Regions from separate parts of the Homo sapiens genome. Here region 1 is linked to region 2. Evidence: chromatin contacts called from ENCODE Hi-C or POLR2A ChIA-PET data. All regions are on one chromosome and are shown on one strand. Each heading gives the region's core, a stretch centred on a gene start or an enhancer-like site at or near the end of the contact. The rest is flanking DNA. Distances are from core to core; before and after follow the strand shown. Region 1 has its middle 27 kb from the start of FGF1. Region 2 holds the start of SPRY4-AS1 (SPRY4 antisense RNA 1).

What was found. Hi-C counts contacts between places; a loop is a spot of excess contacts on that map. ChIA-PET counts read pairs that join two places held with the same protein, here RNA polymerase II (POLR2A). Pooled maps may share reads with other maps.
Region 1: a pooled map shows a loop between it and region 2 (2.7-fold over the local background). The contact joins the enhancer-like site here to the promoter of SPRY4-AS1 in region 2. A Hi-C loop is called at or near these places in 1 of 168 maps with a recorded cell type or tissue (cardiac septum) and 3 of 50 pooled maps. POLR2A ChIA-PET finds 5 or more read pairs at or near these places in 3 of 52 experiments (BJ, H1 and IMR-90).

What each region holds. Positions count from the first base shown.
Region 1 is chr5:142,710,751-142,716,352 of GRCh38, forward strand. No RefSeq gene overlaps it. Among named protein-coding and RNA genes, the nearest start is that of FGF1, 27 kb to the left of the region's middle. RefSeq lists a silencer at 2,452-2,651. Within about 2 kb of position 2,746, at least 36 of the 41 ENCODE cell types and tissues checked have a DNase peak (open chromatin) inside an H3K27ac peak, as active enhancers do.
Region 2 is chr5:142,321,974-142,328,107 of GRCh38, forward strand. SPRY4-AS1 (SPRY4 antisense RNA 1) reads left to right here and starts at 3,320. Exons shown (of 4, transcript NR_120664.1): 1 at 3,320-3,397. SPRY4 (sprouty RTK signaling antagonist 4) reads right to left here and starts at 3,048. Exons shown (of 2, transcript NM_001127496.3): 1 at 2,871-3,048. RefSeq lists enhancers at 1,046-2,010, 2,011-2,973, 2,455-2,514.

The sequences.
Region 1 (5,602 bases), core at 1,496-3,995, 390 kb after region 2:
TTTTATCTTATTTATTTATTTATGAGTTGGGTGTCTTGCTGCATTACTCAGGATGGAGTGCAGTGGCACAATCATAGTTCACTGAGGCCACGAACTGCTGTGCTCAAGTGATCCTCTCACCTCAGCCTCCTGAGTAGCTGGGACTACAGGTGTATGCCACCACATAAGGCTAATTTTAATTTGTTTTTGAGAGACAGAGTCTTGCTATGTTGCCCAGGCTGGTCTTAAACTCCTGGCCTCAAGCAATCTTTCCACCTTGGCCTCTGAAAGTACTAGGATTATAGAAGTGAGCCGCTATGCTTGACCAAAACACAGTTTTTAAATCAATTTATGTCTTTACTGAAATCTCTTAAAGATGCCAAAGGGTGGGGTTTGGGTTCCATTCATAACACCAACATTTCTGAAGAATCCTCTTCTCTTGTCTCTTTCTCAAGTCCTCCTCATGACATCTGTGTTAGTCCGTTCTCACACTGCTATGAAGGACTGCCTGAGACTGGGTAATTTATAAAAGAAAGAGGTTTTAATTGACTCACAGTTCCACAGGGGTGGGAAGGCCTCAGGCGGAAGGGGAAGCAACCACATCCTTCTTCACATAGCGGCAGGAAGGAGAAGTGCCAAGCAAAGGGGAAAAGCCTTTCATAAACCCATCAGGTCTCATGAGAACTCAAGAAGAGCATGGGGATATGTGGAGGAAAAGTTAAATCTTAAATTTGAACTCAATTGAATGTGGACACAAACAATGGTCACCAAGTCCCAGAACAGGTTGCATGAGCCCCTTGAGGCGTTCATCCAGACGGTTTTGGAGAAATCTGTTCCTGTATGTTAGTTATTGAAAAACAACAAACAATCATAAAAACAAGTTGACCTTTTTGTGTTCCTTGAGTCCAGTCATGAAGGGCCCTCGTGACTGGGCCTCATGCCAAATAAGTCGTTACAAAAAGAACTAGGGTCCCATACCACGCCAAAGCTTCATGAGACCTCTCCTCATCTGTGCATGGATGAGCGGTCAACTCTGGAGCCCAGGCTGTTGCTTCCCTGTCTGGTGATGAATCCTCTATAGTCTGGTAAGTGTAGTGGCCGACTCTGGAGCCCAGGCTGTTGCTTCTGGTCTGGTGATGAATCCTCCATCGTCTGGTGAGTGTGTGTGTATATATATATAGTCTATATTGATGGGAGAAGTGGGGTGAAAGTTGGCATGCCCTTGCCATTAACTTCTAGCCTCCCAGTAGTCCAGGCTATATATATATATCTTCTCCCTTTTCCCCTTCCCATTGCAATTTGCTTGTATCATTTGCTTATTATATCTGCATTGCCATTTACATGGGATAAAGGTTGTTTACCCTTGAAGGTATTGCATGTGTGTCTTTTCTTTTCCCTTTGTGCATCTCCCTCATAGAAAAGAGTAACCGCCCCCATGATTCAATTGCCTACCACTGGGTCCCTCCCACAACACGTGGGGATTATAGGAACTACAATTCAAGATGAGATTTGGGTGGGGACACAGCCAAACCATATCAACAGCCCAGCAGCTACTTCAGTCCTCCTTAATTTATCTCTTGAATTCTCCCAAACCCAGCTCATCCCTGGCTTGTTTCTCTTATTCTTTCTCTCGCCTTCTGATCCATTCTGCTTTCGTTAGTATGTAACTCCCTGCCTTCTCTTAGGTAGACCCATCAACCCATCCTACCCATGGTACTGCACAATTCAGAATCCTTTCCCAAATTTTCCCTTATTATGCACAAGAAATACTCCAGGGCCAGGTGCAATGGCTCACGCCTGTAATCCCAGAACTTTGGAAGGCTGAGGCAGGAGGATCGCTTGAGCCCAAGAGTTCAAGGCTGTAGTTAGTGATGTTGGTGCCACTGCACTCCAGCCTAGGCAACACAACAAGACACTATCTCAATTAAAAGAAAAAAAAAGAAAAAAGAAAAAGAAATACTCCAGAACTTGGCTAGTGAAGACTAATTCCTCCTTCACAGGAAGGAAGTGGGGGCAGGGGAAAATGATGCTGTAAATACTCTAAAATATGTATTTTTTCCTGTCCCATCAGCTATGCCATCTGGGATGGGGTGACGCCTGGATGAGATGTCATTTTAAAGGACATTTCTGGGACATGCTGGCATCAAGGCAAGTTTTCAGGTGGCTGCCATTTCCTTGTCATTTACCTTCTATGGACAGGACAGAGTCTCCACCCAAACCACCACCCTCCCACAAAAGCGGGAAGGAGAAGCCAGAAGGGAGAGAAATCAGACTTTTCCTGATTTGTCTAATAATAGAAAGTTGGCAGAGCACGTCACAGAATAGAAAGTATTTGATAAAAACAGCATCTGTTCAGCTTGGGACTCGAGCCGGAGCTGCATGGAAATTTAATTTATTCCTTCCTCGAGTATTCCCATTAGAGTATCACAATTCTGTCTTTCTCATTAATGAGAGAAGTTGAAAACGTTGCTTCCTGTGACCAAAATGGCTTTCTTTCCCACGGGCTGATGGCAGAGGAGGCGACAGCGCAGCTGAGCGAGCGGCCAGCAGGGGGCGCGGCCCTGCCGTCCTCACACCCACCCCGGACACGGAGACGCGGGGCGAGCGGGGCGCCCCTTACACAGCCTGCGAGGGGAGACCCAGGAGGTTTTCCAAACAAGAGGCTTTGCTGACTCTAGGGGCCTAAGAATAACCACTGTGTAGTATCCTGACTGCCGGCGGCCTCAGTAAAAGTGGTAGACAGAGGCTTCCCTGTCGCTCAAGGAGCTCCCAGGGCTTTCTAGGCTTCCCGTTCTCCTCCTGTTTCCCAGGACCCACCAGAGTGCCCCCTGCAGGTCAGGACGGGAACCGACACCTGGCCTTTGTCAAAACGCATTCCAGCGCCCAGTGAATTACTGTCCTCACGCCTGTCACCTCTCCATCTCCGGCTCCTCGCTGCTCTGGCTCCTTAAAGTCCTGCTCTGGGCAAAGTGGCCTTAACAGGAAATCAAAGCTGAGTCAAACTAATAATAGTTTGGCTATTGATCAGGCAGCCCCTTTAAATCACCCGGTGTTTTGTTTAATTGCAGAAAAATACACATAACATAAAATTTTCCATTTTAAATGTACAGTTAGTTTAGTGGTGTTAAGTGCATTCACATTCTTGTGCAACCATCCCCACCATCCATTTCCGGGGCTCTTTTCATCCTCCCAGGCTTAAACTCCACACTCATTAGACAAAAACTCCCCATTCCTCTTCCCCCAGACCTGGAAGCCACCATTCTGCTTTCTGCCTCTGAATTTGACTACTCTATGTACCTCTTATAAATGGGATCATATTGTATTTGTCCTTCTGTGGCTGGCTTGGTTCACTTAGCATAGTGTCCTCAAGGTTTACCCATGTTGTAGTGTGTGTCAGAATTGCCTTCCTTTTAGGGGTGAATAATATTCCACTGTATGTATATACCACATTTTATTTGTCCATTCATCTGTCAATGGCCACCAGGATTGCTTTCACCTTTTTGGCCATTGTGAATAATGTTGCAATGAGCATGGGTGTCCTTTTCGAGATTGTTTTGACCTGTTGGTATTTTAACAGGACTCTTTAGGAAGGTAATCCCAATGGAATAGTTCAAGGTCCGAAGAAAGCTGATGGGAACTATTTTAGGAAGAAACAGATTTAATGTCCCTTGCACCAAACCATATCACCTACATAGGGGGCTGCCCTAGGATATATGTTCTGATATCATGCATTTTGTATTTCCTCACTGAAAAGGATAAGAAGTTGTGCCCAGTGGAGGGAAAATGTTTCTGACTCAAACAACTTCCAAGCCACTTGGCTCTCGGAATCTTTGATAGCCGTAGATTGTTAGGCAGTGACAGTGGGAAGCCAGAGAGTGATGCAGACACGAGCAGGCTTTGGTGTCAGACCCGGCGAACATTTCTCCTGACATGAGCTTCAAATATCTTCATGAGCGGATTCTTTGGGGGTCCTTGCTGATTCAGCTTCTATCCGCCCCTCTATGCTTTCCTGTGCCTTCAGCTCTTAGTTTTTCCCCCATCAGCATTGCAATATGCTCAAGAAGTTAACAAAACAAATTAACACAGAGAAAGCACAACCCTCCCTTAAGCCCTGCCTCCCTTCAGTTCCCATCCTTCCTGTCTCTCTCCTGCTGTGGCCTGTAGCCTGTCTTCTTGAAGGAATCATTTTCACTTGCCACTTCCATATCCCCACTCCCATTCACTCTTGAACCCGGTGCTCTCCTGGCACTGGATTCTGAGGGTTTCTGATGTGACATCTTGGTTCAAGCTTCTGATGGGAAGTCAGCCCCCTGTTCAAGTCAAAAGCCCTGCATCCTGAGAAGTCCTGGCACCTTGCTTCAGAGACAGTTCCTAGAATACCAGAAGATATATATATATATGTGTATATATATGTGTATATATATACACACACACACATATATATGTATACATATATGTGTATACATATATGTGTATACATATATACACATATATATGTGTGTGTGTGTATATATATATATACACATAAATATATACATATATATATACACACACACACACATATATATACTTCCTCATCAAAAGAAGGCCTAACAAGAACTTTTGTAAATCATCTTTCCTGGCAATGGAGTATAGAGGTTAGGGGACCAACTGTATCATCATCCACAGCTTGATATGACCCCCAGCTCTGCCAGTTGCTAGCTGGGTGACTTTGGGCAAGTTACTTAAGTTCTCTGCACCTTCTTACCCTGCCTCTAACATGACGATCGCCCCAGCACCTACCTCATAGGCCTATTAGGATAAATAAATAATGCATGTCAAGAGCTGAGCACAGGGCATGGCTCACAGGAAGCATTTCATAAGGGTTAACTCGTGACTACTTTTTATTGGCATAATACTTAAAGGTTGACCTTAGTAATTAAGTCTATCTTGATTTTCATACCTGTAAAATTTGAGTGAACAAATGTGGTAAGACTAAAGGGTTTACTGCAAATTTTCTAGAGAATAATTGGTTCCCTAAGTGATCAGAAACATTTGCTAAGGATAACATGAGGAACGACAGGGAGAAACATCACATAGGGCTAATGAAAAGGCAGAATCTCTGAATGGAGATGAATACTCCTAGATATTGTGAGATAAACCAAAAAGCGGGAGAGTGTGATTGAACTTGTGCATCAGTGATTAGCGTTGGATAGGATTAGCATGCATAAACACAGACTTTTTGGAAAACAGCCCCTTGAAAAGCTATCAGAACTAAAATATGATAATAGTCAACACAGTCTGGCCACCAGATGAGGTATTCTGCTGTTTGATAAATTTTATAAAACTGCAGACCTTATTTTAAACTATGTGGAACTATTCCAAGGACTGATTGCAGAGTACATGAATAGGTATGTGAGTCTGATAAAATAGCTGAAATAAGGACAGGATTGGAAGGACATTGAAGTAAAATTGGCACGTGTTGTTCCACATCTAAAGGCTGGAAGCCATTTGGGCAGAGGCAGAATCTGGGCTCAGAGTCTAGCCCTGCAGGACCCAGTGTGGCAGCTGCGTGTCTCTGGAGCACTGGAGAGGGGGCTACTGCAAATTAAGATCTGCTGTAAAGGTAAGATACACACTAATT
Region 2 (6,134 bases), core at 2,070-4,569:
AGTATTAATGGGTTTTATTCCTCTCTTAACTTTTATATCACTGATTTTCAAATTTGGCACTGAAAGGCTGCTTTCATTTATTATTCACGAAAGTCAGCCAAACCTCTGGTTTACCAAAGTTGGGGCTGGGGTCATGGGTGGGTGCGAACTGGGCAGGACAGATTTCCAAAGAGCCACATCTCTCCGCCAATTCTGGGAGGATGCAGATAAAAATGACATATGAGGCCGGGCGTGGTGGCTCACGCCTGTAATCCCAGGGGAGGCAGAGGCCGGCGGATCATGAGCTTAGGAGTTCGAGACCAGCCTAGCCAACATGGTGAAACCCTGTCTCTACTAAAAATACAAAAATTAGCTGGGTGTGGTGGCACACACCTGTAATTCCAGCTACTTGGGAGGCTGAGGCAGGAGCATCATTTGAACCTGGGAGGCGGAGGTTGCAGTGAGCCAAGATCGCGCAACTGCACTCCAGCCTGGGTCACAGAGCAAGACTCGTCTCAAGAAAAAAAAAAAATATATATATATATATATAAATGAAAACGACATCCGTAAGCTCCAAATGTCCACCTGTCCACAGCCTCTGCCCTACTATGTGTTCTGTCTCCTCCCACCAGCCCCCAACTAAAGCTTCAGTGAGATGAGGCCATTTCAGAGGGTGATCTGGAAAAGGTCATGGAGCTGGGCAGGAGGGCTAAGGGCAAGAGGGCATTTACACTCCACTGAAAGGGAGTGACTCCTGATAACCAACAGATGCCTTTAAAGTCTGCTCACTGTAACTGACCAATATTTGTCCATGAAGATTTCAGAAATCTGCTACTAAAATCCCCACCCTACACCCGTACTGGCCACATGGCGTGGTTGGTAAGTGTGTGTGCTGTTCACCACATTAGGATTTGCTGGAGCCTCGCAGCACGTGAGAACCCTCCCAAGAGATGGGAAAGAGGAAATGTGATTTCACACTGGACATCTCCACTAGTTCTTTCCCACCCTTCTGGGAGACAGAGAGGGAGAGAGAAAGAGAAATCTTTAACTGCAGCCCTGCCTCTCCTAGCTCTCCTGACACCCGCCCTAAAAAAAAAAAAAAAAAGGCTGAAAATTTCAGAGATGTTTATGCTCCATTTGTGTGAAGATCTGGAGAACTCCAAACATTGTGAAATCCACCAGTGCAATATTGGGTAGGGCCTCAGGCCAGACTGAGCTCATTAAGAGATTGATAAACCCGCAGTTCCCAACTTCTCTGAGCCTTATACCTTCCAGCTTTGAATCCCGAGAGACTTGTCAGGGAGGTTAGTGCCTCGGTCAGCTACAGACACAGACGAGTGCTTGCTCCCGCCCCTCTGCAAGTTCTTTGGCCTCCAGTGTGTCTGGCCTCTCCCAAAACTGGAGAGAATCACGCCACTGATTTGGAGGCAGGAAAGAAGGGGATGCCACTAGGTTTGGGCACCCCACTGTACACTCTTCTTTCCAGCACTAACCGCGCTGGGGGGTACGGAAGCCTTGCTGCGCCAGAAGGCGGCCTCCTGCCCTCACAGAGGCCTTGGCAATATGGATGCCCCTCCAGCAGCTGGTGAAAGAGGCAGCCAGCAGCTCCCTACTCTGCCTACCATCTAGCCCCTCCAGCCCATTTCGCCTCTCTTGCCCATCCTTCAGCCCTATAAGCCACGCAACCATTTTCTGTCTCCCCTGCCTCTCCTGCCCACAACCCCCTGCCCCCAATCAAGGAGAATTGAGAAACCGTCTTCTTGCACAAGAGCAGCTACTGTCTAAATGCTTTTTGATCGTCTGCATGGAGGGGGAACTGGGCACAGCCCTGGACCCAGTGATGGAGCCAAGCTCTAGCTGCCCTGGCTAGCCAAACCCGCCCTCACCCAGCTCACTGTCCCCGGGGTCTTGGCGATTCAGAATTTGTCAGAACATACCGTCTCTATCCTCTTCTCTGTGATGTCAAGCCTGGTACCACCAAGAAGGAAGGAGGGAAAGCAGGAGCCTTATCTCTCCTACATTCGCAACCTCTTCCTCCAGCTCCCACACGCCTGGTGTTATGTAAACGCACCTTCAACCCCCACCGCAGCCCTAGCGCGGCCTGGGGGCTCCGGGGCCTGGCACAGCTCGGTGCCCGAGGATAGGGAGGTACAGGGTGGCCGAGGAGCCTCAGGCCTTACAGAGGCCAGGCAAGAAAAAGTCAACTGCAAGGCAGTTGCATAGCATAAAATGCGGCAGCGGAGCAAAGGTCAGACGGCGAGGAACCGCCTCGCCAAGGAGAGGGAGTAGGAATGCCCAGTCCTGAGCCAGCCCCTCGCTGACCATCGAGGGAGAGGCAGAAGGGGAGGGAATTCAGTCCGTCACGGCTCCGAAGAGAAAGAAAAAATCTACGTCGAGCATAGGCCGCTACGGCGGGCTGGGAGATACACGGCAAAGCTGGCACCGTGGGCACCGAGCTGGGAGGTGGGCGAGCCGCCCAGAGCGAGGGCGCCCCCCGACCCAAACGGTGGCTCCTGACCAAGCCCAGAGACGCCCGTTCCAGCGTTCGAGGCGGATGGTGGCAGGAGAAGGAAAGAGGCCAGGCCAGAGGCAAACTCCCGGGACACGCACGGGGCTTCCCGAGTCTCAGAGGGCGGGGAAGCCGGGCTTGGCAATGCCCAGGGGTCGGAAACGGCGGTGCCAGGCTGTGAACACCCCCGGCGCCGTGCCGGCCGGGCCGAGGGCGTCAGGGAGCTGCGGCGCACCGCAGCGACTCAAGGAGGCGCAGGCTGAGGGAAGGAACACTGAGGCGCGCCTAGAAATAGCGCACCATTTGCCCCAGCCCAAGGGGGGAGTCGCGTCGCGGCTCAGAGAGGGGCAGTTTCAGATCTCCAAACCAGCCATGGACTTACTTTGAGGAGCTGCAGGGTCACAAGCATCGCCCCACGTCTGTGTAAATCCTGAAGCCGGGGCAGGTTAGCCGCCGCTGTACTCGCAGACGCCGGTCGGAGGAACCGGCAAGGCTCCCTGCGCTCCACAGCGCCAGCTCCGCGCTGTCAGCTCAGCTCGCTACCTCCGCGGCGATGTTGCAACCACTGCCTGGGAAAATGGCTTTTTTATGAATGGGAGGGAAGGGAGCGCCAGTGCGCACGCGTGCCGTTCGCGATTCTATGAATGGGTGGGCACAACAGACCCTGAGCGCGCATGCGCTCCGCTCCTTTTTTTATGAATGGGGGGCGGGAAAAGATCTTAACCCGTGATTGCTGGGACTGGCTCAAGCTCCACCAGGAGCCGTCGTTCTTTTACAAAGAGGGGTGGAGGTTCCAGTGGAGGCTGTTGTTGCCTTTTTTTTTTTTTTTTTAATGAATGGAGGGCGGCGGCGACTGCTGCAGCTGGGCCAGCTGCGCGGGCTGCACCCCCTCCCAGCCTGCGAGAGGAGGTAAAGGCCACCTTCACGCCACTGCGGGCCTGGGCAGGAACCGTCAGTGTCGCTGGGGGGTGGGGGACGCTGCGGCCTCCGGATCCCGGGTTGAGAGCAGGGTGGTGGAGGGCACACCTAGATCTGGGGATCTCTGCCCCCCGCAGGCAGTCAAAAGGGGGGGCGGGAGGACCCCTACTGGGGGCCTTCTCTTGCTCTAGACCAGAGACGCCAGGCGGGAGGGGTCTTGAAGCTGCGTTTACCAAAAATTAGGAAAATGTCCATCATTCATATCAAAGGGTGGGGTGAGGATTGGTGAGTGAATCTGGTTCTTTTTCCTGAGGCTGAATCTCTCGTGAGTGCTGGCCGCCCCTCCCCCCATTTCTTGGGTGTAGACAGTGACTGGGCCCAGGCCTCTTCCGGCTCCAGTACCCCCCGGGGCGATTCTGGCAACTCAGCCAGAGGAAGCCTGGCCCTCGCCTCCCAGCGTTCCCCCCGCCCCCCGCCCCAGTGCAATGTCCGCAGTGCCCGGGCGTCTGCCCGCTCTCTGTCGCCCTAGCTAGGTGTCCTTTCTCTGTCCCAGTCGGTTTCCCAGCCCTCACAGGACGCTGGCCTGAGGAGCCTCGGTCCACCGAAGGCCCACGGCCCTTCGCTGTTGTAGGCGCCTTTCCCCAATATCCCCCACCTCTCACCGGCCTCCCCTCCGGGGAAGTGGGAGCGGCCGAGAACTGGCCAGGTGGATGGGTGGAGCCGGCTGCGCCGAGGATGCTGCCGGGGTGGCCTCAGGATTAAATAACAACGGGGCTCTTGAGCCGCAGAGGAAATGGAAATGGCTGGGGATCCTTTCTTCGCTGTTAATGATGGTGGCGTTGGGGGGCGGGGGTGAGGATCAGCTCAAGCCGGTGAAAAGAAAAGCCCCCGCCATTAGGCCTGACTCCAGGAAGGCGGGGAGCCCTCGCAGCAGGCCCTGCTCCTCCCTGGAACGGAGGAGCCTGTAGCCTCCGGGAAGTCCGGGGCGGGGGGTGGCTTTGATGCGTGGATAAGAGCAGAGTCTGGGCCAGGGCTTGGCCCTGAGTCCCTTGTAAGGTCTGTCTTGCCGCTGTTCTGGCCGCACGGGGAGATTGTGTGGCAGTCTTTTTCTTCCTACGCCACTATAGGATTGTGCTTGGCTGTTGTCAGAGGAACCAATGAAAGGCTCCCAGCCCAGGGCTGAGGTCTGGCCTAGGGCTGGGGCTGGGACTCTAGAGGCAGGCAGCCCAAGGTCACCGAGTCCTAGCCTAAAATGCCTTCTCACCATTCGGCTCACCCCTCCGTGTACTTACCCAGCTCCTGAGGGCAGAGCAGACTCTCCCCTAGGGAACCTCAGCCTTCCTTTCAGGGGCGAGACCTTTCTCTAAGACCAAGAGAACTCTTCGCCAGAAAAATGGGTACAGTTGTCCAGGACTTCCTTTTAAGGCTGTTGAAGTTCAGTATCGCCCTCTCTGTCAGCTGTAGAAACTGAGGCCAAGGGTCCTGCACCGGGTATATGGAAGAGCTGGTAAATTGTAGCACTTATTTTCTAGGTCTTTGCAACCTGGCTTTACTTTGCTACCAACCCTTCTCAGCATCACAGACCTAAAAACCTGTTTCTCGCATGTCATTTAAGCATTTTAAACAATGAAAGTTGAAGCAGTAATTTTCCAGCTGGTGCTCACCCATGGCCCTTGCTGAAACAGTCAGAAGGATGGGAATAAATAAATCTTAAATCTATGGCAGAAAAGGAGGATTGGAGGAGCCGCGGGGAGGGGGGTTGCTATCCTGTTTTCTTTATTAGAGAAACTCAGGAGACAGACAGGATTACATTTCATAGTCTTTCTCAGCTTCCCTGAAAGAGAATGCGAGGAGACCCCAGCCTGTGGTGGGGAGAAGGAGGAGCTCCCAGTCTTGAGCTGGGAGGGGCCTCTGATGCTTAAGTACAGCGAGATTCAGAGCGTCTAGAAGGGCTCTGGAGGTCATATTCTGGTTGTGCTTGGAACCTAAGCTGAGGAATGGTTTGGAGCAGCAGTTATGAAAAATTCATTCATTCATTCATTCATTCATTCACTCATTCACTCATTCATTGATCGATTCTGTAGTGGGGCCTGCCCTGACTCTGGAGACTCAGTGGTGAGGGACAGACAGCCCTCCCTGCCCTTGTGAAGCTCACAGTCTTTTGAAAAGACAGACAGACAGGCTGCAACATGAGGTTCTAAGTGCTAGGAGGGAAATGAGCTTTCTCTGGGGTATGTTGCTTGCCGGGGAGGTGGGGGATGGTGGAAGGAGCTGATTCTGATTTGGTCATCAGGGAATGTCTCTGAGAGGGCGGCTTCTAGTTGTGAGTTGAGACCCAAAGACTGAGAAGTGAATCTGAGGGAGGACTGGAGAAACATCTCAGGCAGAGGGAGCATGGGTGGAGGCCGTGTGTGGGAAAAGCCTGGCATATTAGAGGCACTGACAGAAGGCCTCTGTGGCCACAGCTTTATGAGCAAGTTTGAAGTGAGCCTGGTGAGGAATTCAGATGTCATCCCATTAAGGATTTTAAGCAAGGTCTGACACATTCTGATTTGTGTTTTAAACCTCTCCAGCAGCCCTGGGGCCACAGTTTAGGGGGTGAGGGGACAGAACGAAAGGTGGTTGGGGAATGCAGAGCATTTGCTCCATTGCAGGGTGAAGACATCATGTTCCTTCTTTAGGATTGGGTGGCCGGTAGGTCTGTGCTGGATTTGTTTTTCTGCTTCAT